Regions from separate parts of the Homo sapiens genome. Here region 1 is linked to region 2. The links are chromatin loops, found by intact Hi-C in ENCODE. Cell type or tissue: B cell. All regions are shown on one strand.

Evidence for each region. Hi-C counts contacts between places; a loop is a spot of excess contacts. Peaks named below come from ENCODE experiments on the same cell type or tissue, not always from the same donor. Only the 100,000 strongest peaks of a DNase experiment are listed, where the experiment ranks them.
Region 1: a loop joins it to region 2, with 8 times the contacts of the local background. A loop is called at or near these places in 5 of 110 quality-filtered maps.

The regions. Positions count from the first base shown.
Region 1 is chr1:40,448,550-40,451,049 of GRCh38, reverse strand. ZFP69B (ZFP69 zinc finger protein B) reads right to left here and starts at 574. Exons shown (of 5, transcript NM_023070.3): 1 at 1-574. The coding sequence starts at 88. It overlaps ZFP69B-DT (ZFP69B divergent transcript), which reads left to right and starts at 1,011. Exons shown (of 5, transcript NR_198977.1): 1 at 1,011-1,230. RefSeq lists an enhancer at 1-480 and a silencer at 696-955. In B cell, no CTCF peak of the experiment used is centred here; a DNase peak (open chromatin) is centred at 969; H3K4me3 peaks cover 1,737 bases; H3K27ac peaks cover 1,056 bases.
Region 2 is chr1:40,151,697-40,154,196 of GRCh38, reverse strand. All of the region lies in intron 2 of LOC105378671 (a long non-coding RNA gene), which reads left to right. Among named protein-coding and RNA genes, the nearest start is that of RLF, 8.4 kb to the left of the region's middle. RefSeq lists a silencer at 343-482 and an enhancer at 683-742. In B cell, CTCF peaks have their summits at 783 and 984; DNase peaks (open chromatin) are centred at 116, 646 and 946; H3K4me3 peaks cover 1,294 bases; H3K27ac peaks cover 2,448 bases.

The DNA of each region.
Region 1 (2,500 bases), 300 kb before region 2:
CCACCCGCTCCGTGGCCGCCTTTGGATGACGCAACTTCACCCAGGTGCTGGCCTCGGTGGGCAGGGTGATCAGGAGCTGCTGCAGCATGACGGCGTCCGCACTCCTTTCTGAGGACCCTCTGTCTTAGCCCATAGGGCTTGTCCACCTCTGATGAGGAAATTGCTGGAAGCTCTGACAGGAGGCTTCCCAATTGTACCGATCTCCTTAATCGCCGACTCCTACTCCTCAATGTCCTCTCTCAGGAACCCAGGGAACATACAGTATCAAAATCCGAGATCTGGACTTGTGTCTATCATCGGCTCTCAGGGCGTATCTCCCAACTTGAGCTCCATCTGTCTCCTTGGCCAGCAGCTGGAGGCGCCAAGTATTTACTCTCAGCAGCCCCTGCAGATGCTGAGCAGAAGACATTAGAATCAGCAAAGGACTAAGGAGGCTCAGTCATAGGGCAGAACGCTAGAACATATATGGATCACTGTAAAATGTTTCCAAAAGATACACGGAGACGGTGGGCAGACACAGCCCACAAAATTCAAAGCACCGCGCACATGTCAGGAAGCACAAAGAGACGAATACAACCCAATTCTTTGTTTGGGGCAGTAATTATGTGTAAAGTAGCCGGGGATTTGGAATCCCAGCTCTTTCACTAGTCGGCTGTAGCAAACCGCGAAACCGCTAGACCCCGCCTCCTCCTCCCCAAATGAGAGGCTAAGTCCTCCCCACAAAGCAAAACGCCCCCGGCCCTAGCCTCCCAGCCTTTGTCTGAGCACGACTCCGGGGCTGCGGAGAGCACCGCGCGCGACAGGGTGGCCGCGGGCGGAACTCGCGCTTCCCGGCTCGCCCAGCTCCCCAAGCCCGGGACAGCCACCCGCTCACCCTCTCCCCGCTGGGCCGGCACGCCCCCGCCTTCCCACCGCTGCAGCCGGGTTCCGGCACTGCGCGGCCAAGCTCCCACGTAGCGCTGCGGCGGGCAGTCGGGGCCCAGTGCGCCTGCGCAGCGGCTGGCTAGAGCATGGTTCCCAGCGTCCTCCCGGGGAGCCGCTCCGCCAGCGCAGACGCCCCCACCGGTGCGCGCCGGGTTGGCTGCGTTCAGGGGCTCCCAGTATCCGATCCCTGCGAGCATCATCAGCCTGGCTCCTGCGGGAGGAGATGGAGCCTGCGTTCTTGGGCCCCAGACTCTGATGAAGAACAACCATCTTTCCTCCGCTGGGAAAATGCACGTGAACGTTAGGGTGAGCCTTTGAAACCCGTGACAAAAGGGAGCCATCGGCATCACGTTTTTTGGTGAAACGACACTGGTGTAAAATAATCCATAGCACTTTCCCTAAATATTATGTACATGCCAGTTATTTATTCTCAGCAGACAGTTGAATGGATTCCGGTATATTGTTAAAAGAATACCACAACAGTTTTCTCTTCTAGTATTCAATAAAAGTTCTCATGTTTATTGCTTACCTTGTATTTCTGAAATGCCAGAAAATACACAAAAACAAAAAAATTATTGCCTGTAATTTCAGCAAGCAGCGGTAACCTTGCTAACAGTTGGTGTACAACCTTTCCTGCACACACACAACGTATTTCATGCATTGTTATATATTTTCCACAAAAGCGATTATACTGTAATGCTGTTTTATTGCTGAGTTTTCTCCCTCCAACAAAATTTGAGTACATCACTCCAAATACATTTCTACATCAACAGTTTACAAAAACAACAAATGAGGAAATAGAATACAATTATAGTACTTGCTAGCTGTTATGAACCGAATGTTTGGATTCCCCAAAATTTATCTTGAAGCCCTAACCTCCATTGTATTTGGAGAGTATTTAGAGATAAGGCCTTTATGGAAGTAATTAAGGTTAGAATATAGTCCTAGTCAGAAACGAACCCAACTCGACCTTACTTGGGGCTTCTAGTCTCCACACTGAGAAAATAAATTTCCGGTTTTTTGTTTGTTTGTTTGTTTGTTTTTTTGAGATGGAGTCTCGCACTGTCCGCAGGGCTGGACTGCAGTGGCGTGACCTCGGTTCACTGCAACCTTCGCCTCCTGGCTTAAAGCGATTCTCCTGCCTCAGCCTCCCAAGTGGCTAGGATTACAGGCGCCCGCCACGACGCCCAGCTAATTTTTTGTATTTTTAGTACAGACGGGGTTCCACTATGTTGGCCAGGCTGGTCTCAAACTCCTGACCTCGGTGTCTGCCCGCCTCGGCCTCCCAAAGTGCTGGGATTACAGGCATGAGCCACTGCGCCCGGCCAGATATCCGTGGTTTAAGCCACCCAGTCAATGGTATTTTGTTACAGCAGCCCAAGCTGATGAATACACTAGCATATAATAGTTACAGAATATGAGGCTCTGTCCTAAGTGCCTTTCATATTTTAACTTATTTTGTCATCACAGAAACCACTGGAAGTAAGTACTATTATTATTCCCACTTTACAGATAAGAAAACTGAGATTTAGAGAAGTTGAATAACTTGCCAAGATCATGTGGCTTACAAGTGGTG
Region 2 (2,500 bases):
GGGGATCCCTGGTAAGGCTCCTCTCAGGTTGTAGTCCTCTTGGCTTTGATGAGGATTCAGACTTTATTCCAGCTATACACTTCTAACTGGAGGAAGTAAGAATTAAAGCTCTGCTGCAAGATAGGAGTTTCATTTGTTATTCTGTAGAGATTCTGCTGATCATAGATTTGTGACTTTCAGTCGGGTGCAGTGGCTCACACCTGTAATCTCAGCACTTTGGGAGGCCGAGGTGGGTGGATCACTTGAGGTTGGGAGTTCGAGACCAGCCTGGCCAACATGGTGAAACCCCGTTTCTACTAAAAACACAAAAATTAACTGGGCGTGGTGGCACATGCCTGTAGTGCCAGCTACTCAGGAGGCTGAAGCAGGAGAATCACTTAAACCCAAGAGGCAGAGGTTGCAGTGAGCCGAGATCACACTACTGTATTCCAGCCTGGGTGACAGAGCAAGACTATGTCTCAAAAAAAAAAAAAATTGTGACTTTCACTTTTCTGTGAGGTTAAGGTTTTTGTTTTGAATTACTCCTTAGAGTTTTTACAACTTTTTCTCTCATTCAAAATGTTGATAAGGTGAAAAACAGTTTATTTTTAAAAAGAGGAAGTAAATCTTTGTGGTTTAAGCAAAAATGTTATAATATTTAAAGCTAGCCAGGTTCTGAGGCTTGGTTCAATTGACAAATTCAAGCTTGCTTCTTGAGTGACCAAAATTATGAAATACTCTGTATAAGGATGAAATAAGTCCTGAAGATAATAGACACTGTTTCTCCCAGCTAAAAGTCACCTTAAGCAACTAAGGTCTAGTGTGAGTATCTGAGTTAATCACTCCTGATAAGTAACAGTCTCACAGGAAATCCCTTAAGTAGAATTTAAAGGAAACCTTGCTTAATCTGGTGAGCACACATAAAGGATTGATTACCCTGTATCTTAAGCATCCAAGTTTGTTGGTATCATTGAGATTTGTATGTGAGAAGAACTGACTCAAGAGTGACACCTTGAGGAGCTATTTTCGCAAGCAGCACACTCGATCTCAAAACAACTTTCACTAAGTCTTTTGGTCTTAGGGATCTCAAAACAACTTTCTTGATCTCAAAACAACTTTCCCTAAGTCTTTTGATGCACTATGGGCAACTGTGCATCTAAAACTGAACCTTCCTCCTTAAGAGAGACCCACTATTAGAAACTCCAGCTGGATTTATAGTTAACACATATGACATGATGCCTTTTCAGGTAAGTATTTAGAAAACTGCTCGTGAATAACTCACAATGACTCCAAATTATAATGGCCAAAATGGTGTGCCTTTGAAATGCCTAATCTAGTTTACTTATATGCTCAATTAGAATAAGCTGGCTCTAAAATAAAACAGAGCAATTGGAAAAGTTATTTTCAATGGCATTTAGAGGCTTCCAAAAGAGGTTTTGATAAAGTTCTTTCTTTACAGAAAGAAAACAAAAGATTCTCTGAAACAATTTCTGAAATAAAAAAGCTGCTGAAATTTCTCCTCCTCAACTCCTCCTTCTCTTTATCCTTCATTATCTCAACTACTTTTTCTTCCTCCTCCCACTTCTACTCCCATTGTTCTGGCTCCATTTTGTGAGTAGCTGGTGTCTGGTAGGGGAGAACCTACCTTGGTTTATGAACCAAGGTGAAATCTAAAGGCATAGTTAAAGAATTCCCTGACTCTCACCTGGACCCTACTCATTTTACCAGACAATTTGAATGGAATATTCAAGCTTATGATCCTGTTGTTTTTTTTCTAATTTATACTAACTAGTTCACATGTTAACATCAAAAAGTAAAGCTAAAGGCGGAGCTTGGTGGCTCATGCCTATAATCCCAGACCTTTGCAAGGCCAAGGTGGGTGGATCACTTGAGGTCAGGAGCTCGAGACCAGCCTGACCAACATTACAGGCATGAGCCACGCGCCCGGCCTAAGGAGTCTTATATCTCAGTCAAGAATCAGTCAAGGAGACTTATATAGACTCAGTCAAGGAGTCTTGTATCTCAGGTACCATCTGAGTCAGGTACAAGAAAATAAGAAAGGAAATTAATCTATAATAAAAAGTCAAGATTAAGAGGTCATGCTCTGTGACTTGGTCTCCAAAGTCAATCTTCCACAAAACCTAAGCTTTTAGAAGCCCCAAATAGACAGACTATTCCTTTTCTTTCACATTTTCCCCTTTTCTTCAAGATCTTTGAAGAAAGCATTACGGAAGAAGCATTTGTTAGAGAGTAGTTATATCTCACATCACTAGGAAGTCTCATTCCTAGAGAGTCATGCCCCACAGAGAGGGGAAATGTTTAATTCATAAGCCGAAAGAAGCCAAAGCCTAATTATGAACAACAGAAGGAAAGTATAACTTAGTGGTCTGATTCTGGTTGTGTGACTTATTTTCAATTAAGGCAACTTTTTAAGCAATTATTATTCTAGTTTTAGTCATTGATCACAAGCAAGCTGAAACACGAATCATGAGTAATTTGATAACTAGGAAAATGGAAACTG